Regions from separate parts of the Homo sapiens genome. Here region 2 is linked to region 1. A link is a contact called in ENCODE Hi-C or POLR2A ChIA-PET data. All regions are on one chromosome and are shown on one strand. The core of a region is the stretch at or near the end of the contact, and the rest is flanking DNA. Distances in the headings are between cores, read along the strand shown. Region 1 holds the start of MIR193BHG (MIR193b-365a host gene). Region 2 holds the start of MRTFB (myocardin related transcription factor B).

Region 1 (4,873 bases), core at 977-3,476:
TTACCTTCTGGGTTCAAGCGATTCTCCCACCTCAGTTTCTGGCGTAGCTGGGATTACAGGCACGCGCCACCACGCCTGGCTAATTTTTGTATTTTTAGTAGAGACGGGGTTTCACCATGTTGGCCAGGCTGGTCTCCAACTCCTGACCTCAGGTGATCCTTGGCCTCCCAAAGTGCTGGGATCACAGGCGTGAGCCACTGTGCCCGGCCCCAGTGTTTTCCTTTTTCACAGTTTCAGCTCAGACATCCCATCCTCCAGGTGACAGCACCAAGCTCACCAATCACTGTTGCCATGTACTCCTACAGGTTGTCTGTCTCAGGCAATCCCGCTAAAAGTCCTATAAGGCAGGCCTTGTGACTCCTACTTTACCAAGGAGGAAACAGAGGCCCAGAGAGGCGAAGCAGTGCCCGGGGTCCCCCGAGCTGGCGACACGCAGCAGGGGGAGACACAGCCGCTCTCTTTCAATGCAGCTTGCAAGAAGAGCCGGTGAGGATACTGCAGGCTGGATGGAGACAACCCCTGCAGGAAGGGCCAGGGTAGGACACCCCCAGCCCAGCCTCGCTCTGTCGCGGTGCCCTGGACCATAACGGCAGCGAAGTGCTCACCTGTTGACTCAAGTCTTTCCCTGAGACGTCTAGTTCCTCAAGGGCAGGGACCTGTGCTGTTTACCACCTTAGCTCTGGGGGCTCTAGCAGCAGCTCTGTGCCTGGCACACAGAGGGCCAGCAGGTGTTAGTTCCATGAACAACTGACCTCTAAGCTTCAGTCTTTTGTTTTATTTTTTATTTTTATTTTTGAGACAGAGTCTCACTTTGTCGCCCAGGCTGGAGTGCAGTGGCACAATCTTGGCTCACTGCAGCCTTCGCCTCCCGGGATCAAGCCACTCTCCTGCCTCAGCTTCCCAAGTAGCTGGGACCACAGGTGCTCACCACCACACCCCATTAACTTTTTTGTATTTTTAGTAGAGACGGGGTTTCACCACGTTGTCCAGGCTGGTCTCAAACTTCTGACCTCAAATGATCCACCCGCCTCAGCCTCCCACAGTGCTGGGATTACAGGCATGAGCCACGGTGCCTGGCCTAGCCTCAGTCTTTCGATCTGGAAAATGGGTAAGTTCAGTAAGTTACTATTCTTCATGTGCTTAGGTCTCGGGGTGGGGGGGAATGGGGACTGTTATTATCAGTGATCAGCTGTTGCCTTTTGTGCTACATTTCCTCTCCAAGTTGCTATTGGAAAAACCATCCCAAGGTCCCCCGTGCCCCACCGACCCCGGGTCCAGAGTGAACACAGCCTTCCTTGCCTCCCCTAGAGCAAGGAAGAAATCCCTCCAGATTTCTGGAATTAAGGCCCAATGAGGAAAAGGGGACATGAGCAAGTCCTGTGCGTCGGCTGCAAGATAAGAAAGATGACCCATAATCCCAGCACTTTGGGAGGCCGAGGCGGGTGGATCACCTGAGGTCGGGGGTTTGAGACCAGCCTGGCCAACATGGTGAAACCCCATCTCTACTAAAAATACACAAATTAGCTGGGCATGGTGGCGCATGCCTGTAATCCCAGTTACTCTGGAGGCTGAGGCAGGAGAATCGCCTACACCTGGGAGATAGAGGTTGCAGTGAGCCGAGATCGCGCCACTGCCCTCCAGTCTGGGCAAGAGGAGTGAAACTCTGTCTCAAACAAAAAAAAAAAAAAGAAAAAGAAAGAAAGAGGATGGAGAGGGCAGGGACACCACAGGCAGAAGGAGAGGAGGCCAGCTCGCTCCCCTTGGCTGGGGTCCCTGGGACCTCCTCTGTGGCATCAGGACTGCCCGCTAAGTTGGGTGGTGTGTTTTATGAGCGTGACCTGTGTTGGCCAACAGAGGACAGCAAAATACATTTTTTATGATCCTGGGAGGTTCAGGCCAGTCACGTTTTCGCGCAGAGAGGCTGGGCGGTGGAGAGGGACAAGTCATGTCTCAGTTATGTGGATTCTCTTTGCGAAAGAGGGGCCACTTCTGCAATGGATTTGGGGGTCCCTGGGCAGGGGTGTGGGGGTGGGGGAAGATTTTAGGAAGGGGATGAGCTGCTGGGGGGGGGCATCTCCCTTACTGCGGGAAATGAAAAGTATTACAGCTATGGCTGGTGAGAGTGTCAGCACCAGAGGCCAGATCTTTGCCAGGTGGAGGGGACACCCTTGTGCCCTACCCCCAAGTTCCAGCACCTCTCCAAGAGCCCTTAGCCCCGGAAGCAGCAACAAAGTGACATTGGACTGGGGAGGAGGAAGCACAACTTTATTTTCTGGCCCGAAGCTGGGTTGGTATTTGGGGGAGTTCTTGGGAACACAGTGTGTCTGTGCAATTTCAACCCTGGGGGATCCAGGGGACTCCAGCCATTCCAGAGGAGGTGAGAGACCGTCATGGGGTGGGTGTAAGAGGCTTGGGGAACCTGCCTGATGCTGCTCCTACTTTTACTGTTTGTTCACGGGGGTTGTGTGTGTTTGTGCGGCGGGGGAAGCGGGGGGTGCTGAAAATTGGGGGAAGGGCCAAAAGCGCCAGCTGGCATTGGCACTGGGTGTTCCCGAAAGAGGGGGACAGACCGGGTCTGAATCTTCAGTGGATGCGCCCCTAGCTCCCGGATACCTCAAGCGCCTTTGGAGGACTCCAGCACGCCCCTCGGGAGGGAAGCCCGGCCTCGGTTCCGTCTGTGGGCTGCGGTGGTACTGGAAGTGGGGACTCTTTCCCCCTCCTCCGTGCCCCCTGTTTGAAGCACCCCGGGCTCTGCCCCCCGCCCCCAGGGTCGAGGCTGACGTCGCCGCCGCATTTCTAGGAATGCCCCTATCCGCTGACTATATTTGGCGAGCGTTTCTAGGAAGGCGCCCCCCCACCCCGGCCCCCGCCCCCACCCCCACCCCCACCCCCACCCCCACCCCCACCCGGGCGGGCGCGCTAGGCTTCCAGGCTCTCGCCCTCTCTGCCTGGCCGGGGAGGAGCCGCCCCGCCGCCTGGGCCGCTGCCGCCGCCGCCTCCCCAGCGCGGCCAACCCCGGGCCGGCCCAGCCCCCGCCCCGGGCCGGCCATAGGGCGCTGGGGGGTTGGGGGGGGCGGGGGCGCGGCTTTGTGGCGGCAGCGGACCGTGGAGGCCGGGTGCAGCCCCGTCGGCTGCGCGCTCTCTGCAGAAAAGGATTTTCTACGCTCCCCGCCCATCACTTGGATCTCGTCTGGGGAGGGGCGGATTTTTTTTCTGGAAGTACCCTTCTTCTCCACGGTGGAGGATTTAAGGCTGGGCTCCAATCGAGGCGGAGGCTGCAGGGCCCGCGGGGCGCCCCCCGCCCGGCGCACGCCTGCCCGGAGCCCGGGAAGGCGCAGCCCTGGGTGGGGGGGCCCGTGCACCCCCGGAGGCGGCAGCGGCGGTGAGTGCTCCCCTTCTTCCCGCCTGGCACCTTCCGCCAGCCAAGGCAGGGATCGCGGCAGGTGGGTGCCCAAGCCCCCAGGGCCGAAGGGGTGTGGGGCGGCTGTCTGCGGGGTGGATGGGAACGGGAGAGGGGAGGTGGCGGCGGGGGAGCGCGCGGTTCTCTCGGGACTCGGCGCGAGACGCTTGTCTGGGCTGCGATTGCCGCCGCTGCCGCCACCCCGGCTCCCCCTCGGACCCCTCCCCCGCTCCCCAGAGGGGCGTGTGAAGCCGGGAGGTAGGAAGGGGGCGAGGCCGCCCCCAGCCTCCCTAGTGCCTGGGCTTGGAAATTGACGAGGCGGTGGAGCGTCCGCGTCCCCGCCCCCACCCCGGAAAGCCCGCTCGGGAAACTGACTCGCTGCGTGACCCCGATCTCAATGCCGCGCGCGGAGCAGGCCGGCCGCGCCCGCCGCTCCACGTGCGCCCGAGCCCCGCTGGCATGGGCGGCGGCGCCTGCGGGGGCCGGGCCCCGGGGATCCCGGACTAGCCGGGAACCACCGTCCCCAGAGAGTTACCGCCGCCCCCTAAAGTTGTCAGCTCCCTCCCCCCGAGAAGCAGGCAGCCCTGGCGCGTTGGCTTTAGCTTCTGCAGGACGGGGGCAAAAAAACTAGGTTCCGGGGTGCGGAGCGGGGTGTCTGTGCCCGAGACAACACCAAGTTAGGAAAAAGAAGTTAGAAAAAAAAAGAAAAAGGCATTTTGATTTGGGGGTGGGGGGAGTGGCGTTTCTGGTTTCTCTTTGCTTCCAATCCCCACCAAGCGGAGCGTTGGAATGCGCCGCTTATGTCCTCTGAGGACACATCCATATTTATAATTTATTTTTAGGAGAAGTTGTGAAAAAGGGAGGGGGGTTAAAATGAGGAGAAAAGGTGCGTGGGGGAGTGGCCTTTCCAGAACCTAGAGGCTAATTAAGCTATTAAAATGGAAATCATTTCCCCCAACTTGGGCGCGCAGCAAATTTGACTTTAATGAGAGACGATTAAGGACACAAATAACCAAACTTTATTTAGCTGGAGATGGGGTGGGGGGAACTGTACGAGGCACCTCGGACACCCGATTTATCCGCTGCTAAGGGACGTTTGGGGCACCCCTCGTGTTGTCCGGGAAGCTTTTAGGCCTGTTTGCTGGGCGAGATTGGTGATTGCTCCGGGAGGGAAGAGACACCCCGGGATCAAGCGATCCTCTTGCCCTCAGCCATGGTGTGGCAAATGTCCCCTCCTCCCACAGCGACCCCCTGGCATTTTGGTGAGATGAACCGCCGCCCTGAGGGAACACCCAGTAACGATTCCTTCAGTGATCCCGGTTCTCCAAACTCTTGCCTCAAAGGCGGCCTGCCCCGGTGCTGTCAGCCGTGAATGGGGACTCACTTCTTGGGAAAAGAGGCTTTTGGAGGCTGTGGTCTCAGAATCGGGGTTTTGAGGGCGAGATGAGTTTATGTTTTATCCAACTGGCCCTC
Region 2 (4,873 bases), core at 930-3,429, 230 kb before region 1:
TTGTATTTGTAGTAGAGAACGGGGTTTCACCATGTTGGCCAGGCTGGTCTTGAACTCCTGACCTCAGGTGATCCACCTGCGTCAGCCTCCCAAAGTGCTGGGATTACAGGCATGAGCCACTGCGCCCAGCCCAGGTTCTCCAGCTTTGGACTCTAGGACTCGCTCCAGTGGCTCCCAAGTTCTCAGGCCTGTAGCCTCGAACTGAGAGTTACACCATCAGATTCCCTGGTTCTCGGGCCACAACTGCGACTGAGCTATGTCACCAGTTTCCCTGGCTTTCCAGTTTGGAGATGGCACATCGTAGGACTTCTCAGCTGCCATCATACATCCCCTCTTATGAATCTATATAGTTTTTTCTTTTTTAGAGACAGGGTCTCACTCTGTTGTCCAGACTGGAGGGCAGTGGCACAGTCAGAGCTCACTGCAGCCTCGACTCCTGGGCTCAAGAGATCCTCTCACATCAGCCTCCAGAGTAACTGGAACTCCAGGCATGTGCCACCATGCCCAATTCTTTTTATTTTTTGTAGAGACGGGGTCTCACTGTGTTACCCAGGCTGGTCTAAAACTCCTAGGCTCAAGTGATCCTCCTGACTGGACCTCCTAAGGTGCTGGGATTACAGGAATGAGCAACCTTGCCCAGCCTACATCTATCTAGAACCTAGTAGCTGTGTTTCTCTGGAGAACCCTAATACAGGGTTGTTGGGAGGGCTAAATAAATTAATAAATAGACAGCACCTGGAGCAGGGCTCAGCACTTTGTAGCTGCCCAGCAGGTGTGATTTTCCTTCTTCACCCACTTCCTCCATCTGGTGAGTTGAGTGAGGTTGAAACATGCAAGGGCACCCACATGCTCTGGCCTGTACACAGCAATTGGTTCCGGGGAGAGTGGACAGGTTTGGAGCATGGGCAGGCCAGCACTTGCTGACATTGATGTGATTATCAGGTGGGCTGGGTAAGCCCATGCAGACGCTGTTGCAGGTGGAAGGCTACCTAGAACCTCCAGGGCTCCTGATCTTACAGCAGCCGGCCCAGATGAGCTAGCTCATGCTCGCTTGCTTGCAGAACAGGACCTACCTACAAGGTAGTGCTGGGCTCCGGACTCAGACCCAGGTTCAAATCCTATTTCACAATGGAAACAGGCTACTTTCTCCACCTCCAGGATTGCAAGAAGATTGGTATGACCTTGATATGCCCGCAATAAATGTTAGCCCTTCCTCTTTACAAACAATTATTATTTCATTAAGACTTACTCCTGGGAAGAAGTCACACTTTTCTGTGTGCTAACATCATGTACATTCTGATTCTCTGTCCTGTGTGCCATTCCATCATGCTCTCTACCAGCAAAACGCCACCAGTCTAAGGAGGAGACAGAACCGCATAAAAATAGTCACACAGTCTTCAGAGCTGCACAGGGAGTGGCACAGGGGCTTCACAGGCCTTGGGAAGTTTGTAAAGTGAGGGAGAAGCACTTTACTGTCGCCAGCTCCATTGAAAACAGATTGTAGCAAATGACTTCCCAGGAGCTCCTCCTCTCACCTTGGTGAATGTTGGGAGAGAATGAAGACTGCGGCTGAGAGGCAGCGCCTTGAGCCTTGAACGGAAAGAGGGACAGGGCCTGGGGGCTGTCACTGAGGTGCAGAAATGGGTTTTGGGCTGGGCATCAGACAACCCCAGATCCCAACACTGGCTCAGCCAATTCCTGGCTGTGTGACATGGAGCCATTACTGTACTTTCCTTGCCAGGCCTCCATTTTTCCTCTCTCTAGAATGGGGAGGCTGGTAATACCCACTTTGGAGGGCAGTGTGAGGACCGAAGGGGGCTGTTAAGTGCTCGGCGCGCAGCGAGCACTCAGGACGGGTGGCAGCGGTCACCTTTGTCGCCACCGTCCAAGCCTTTGCAGAGGCTCAGGGCCGAGCCCCGGACATGCGCATGCGCACGCGCACCCGGCCGGCCAGGTGAGAAGGAGGCGGCCGCCTCGCACCTGGGCTTTAACCCTTCCCAGTCACGGGAGTGGGCGGAGTGCACGCAGGGACGGAGTCGGGGGCGAGCAGCGAGAGAGGCCGGGCTTGACCCTTGAGGCGGGGTGGGCAGCGTCCGGGGAGCGCGCCGAGCCGCTTCTAGCCTGGGGTCCGCGCGCGCCGCGGGGAGGAGGGGGAGTGCCGAGGGGAGCGAAGTCTCGCGAGATCGCGCGGCGGCGGCGGGAGCGGCGGCGGCGGCGGCCGGGGAGGTGAGCGGCGGGCGGTGGCGGCCGTTGGGGGCTGAGGCCGGGTGAGAGCGGCCGAGACCGAGGGCTGGGTGGGGGAGCGGGCCTGGTGAACATCCCGCGTCCCAGGCAGCCATCCCTGTTCGTCCCCGCAGCAGCTGCGGCGCCGTTTGGTCCGCACCGTCCCCGGGACTCGCGCGGGGCGGGGCGGCCGGGGCCGCGGGCCGGTGCCTCCTTCAACCGGTCCTCGCGCCCGGGCGCGACCCCGGGGCCGCCTCAGTGTCCATCTCGACTGCAGAGTTGGCCCTGCTGACAGTGGCAGCGGCGTTTATGGAGCCTCTGCTGTGTGCCGGGCACTTAAGTTGCGCGCTTGCACGCCGGGGCTGCACAGAGAGGTGGAGCGCCCGGGCCAGAGCCACACTGCGAGGAGGCGGTGGGAGGGGACCGGGACCCCTGCGCCCCCTTCCTCTTCCCACCTCCCACTCCCCTCAGCCCTTTTCTCCTGGGGTCCCGACCAGGCTTCAGAGGGGGTGTCTGGGAGCGCCCTGAAGTTGGATGCAGCTTGGTATATGGGTTTCTTGGGAGAGAGTTTTTCCAGGGCTTTTGTCTCGTTCCTAAAAGGGTCCCCGATCCCCAAGTGGTCAAGAACCATTGTTTGGCCCTGCTTGGAAGCAGAGGTGGGCTGAGAGCAGCGGGCGTGTGCTGGTAGTGGGGTGTCAGGCCCAATGAAGTGGAATATTGGAGCCCAGGGCTTGCCTTAGGCAAAGGAAACTCTTCTCTAAAAGTTCGATTTTTGTTTCAGCACGCGATTCCACTCTTGGGAACAGTGGTTCTCAACCTCGTCAGAATCAAGGTCCCTTCTTCCCCTTTGCAGCAAACATGTATAAAGCCCTCTTTACTACCCTGAAATGAAATTCATAAACAATGTGACCTCCCTACACACATCCTTGAAAAGCAGTATGATGGTTTGATTGAAGCGTAAGGGCGAAATAGAGAACAGTATATGACAGATGTTGCTGTACCATTCACATCTAGGACATACTCTTGTGCTGGAAGACAGTATATACTGGGGTGCTTGTGCCAGCTTCTAATGAGTACATTTGTATTGGTTAAAAAAAATTAGGAGGAGCTATTTCAAACAAGAGCAAGCCTGGGCAATATAGCGAGATCCCACCTGTACAAAAAAAGAAAAAATTAGCGTGGTGTGGTGGCGCACACCTGTAGTCTCAGCTGCTTGGGAGGCTGAGGTGAGGGGATCTCTTGAGCCCAGGAGTTAAAGGCTGCAGTGAGCTGTGATTGCACCACTGCCCTCCAGCCTGGGCTACAGAGTGAGGCCGCTACTTCAGGGAAAGAGCAGAGATACAGACGGAGGTTGGGAAAAACACCTAGGTTGGCATAACCTGTTTCTTGCGAATTAAAGAGAGAAACAACCTAGATTGAACTAGGGATAACATGGCAAGACAAATAACAGACTGTCTCAATAAATACGTAAATATTAGCACAAGCCCTCCATGGATCCATATTTTTAAACTATATTGTAGAATTTTTTGTGTCACACACTCGAAGGGACAATACTGGCTTCCTAACAATTACCATTGGTAATAATTAATAAAATATTAACAAGGTTGAAAATTTTTGGTTCAATATCAGTATCTCACTTGTTTGTATATGCTCAGTATTCTGATACTACAATTGTATGTTAACGGTGTGTGGTGTGAGGAAACGATCGCTAATGTTTAGACAGTTTTCCCTTACTCTATTTAAGCTTCCCTTGCTACTTTCTCCTACATTACTGGAGTTTCCCTGCAATTTCTTATAAAAACTTTTAAATATTGTAAAGTAATGCCAGTTTATAGTGGGCTTAATCTGCCCGTTCATTTGAAAGACTCTCGTACCAGGCGAATCTTCATTATACAGATCTGTCCCACCTATGTGTTGTGTGAAGTCTTTTAGATCCAGGCCCCCCAAACCCTAAATGCCAGCGGTGTCCCCCAGTCTCTTTGATAACTAAAAATGTTCCTTGGGGGCAGTTCCAGCTCCTTGGAGAACCACTCCAAACATCAGTGTTATCTAGTCAATTATAATAGGAATTATAAAAGGAAATTTAACAGACAGTTTTTGCTGAGAGTTTTGTCCTGTTTTGTTTTTTCTTTCTTTCAGAAGTGTCTGACGTACAAAAAGCATGCTTTTGGTTAGTGGCGCTTTCATTGATTATTCTAGAATCTCAGATGGGAGGTCAGGTTAGTACCTGTGTCCCTCTGTCTGAAAGATTGGCTGTGTTTAATGGAAATGTTGACAACTAAACACTTGAATCAAGTAGCAGATTGAGGTTAGAATGGAGTTGGGAAGCAACAACAATAATGTGTAGAAATAAGTCTTAGTTAAGTATAATCTAAACTAGTGTAATCACCCTTTAAATAGCTTCTTCTGCTTACTAATATCTATATTAGAGAATTTGGAAAATGCAGATGTATTCAAAGGTAAAACTTAAAATTACCTGTAATCACATATGCCAGTAGTCCTCATGGTGTGATTTGTTAGCAGTTGTCTTTTCATTTCAAACTTTGCTAGTCTTGCTGCATAGGGGAAAATGCAAATCGAGTTAAGAAAGTTCAGCTCAGACCATTTATATGTTACCTACGTATAACATTTATATATGTTACAATGTTAC

The links. Hi-C counts contacts between places; a loop is a spot of excess contacts on that map. ChIA-PET counts read pairs that join two places held with the same protein, here RNA polymerase II (POLR2A). Pooled maps may share reads with other maps.
Region 2: a loop to region 1 is called in a pooled map, with 4 times the contacts of the local background. The contact joins the promoter of MRTFB here to the promoter of MIR193BHG in region 1. A Hi-C loop is called at or near these places in 4 of 50 pooled maps. POLR2A ChIA-PET finds 5 or more read pairs at or near these places in 2 of 52 experiments (HCT116 and naive thymus-derived CD4-positive, alpha-beta T cell).

The regions. Positions count from the first base shown.
Region 1 is chr16:14,299,155-14,304,027 of GRCh38, forward strand. It overlaps MIR193BHG (MIR193b-365a host gene), which reads left to right and starts at 2,227. Exons shown (of 2, transcript NR_170633.1): 1 at 2,227-2,377. MIR193B (microRNA 193b) reads left to right here and starts at 4,813; the gene lies at 4,813-4,873. RefSeq lists silencers at 2,871-3,360, 3,645-3,805, 3,711-3,950.
Region 2 is chr16:14,069,140-14,074,012 of GRCh38, forward strand. It overlaps MRTFB (myocardin related transcription factor B), which reads left to right and starts at 2,180. Exons shown (of 17, transcript NM_001308142.2): 1 at 2,180-2,226. RefSeq lists silencers at 1,955-2,424, 2,565-2,644.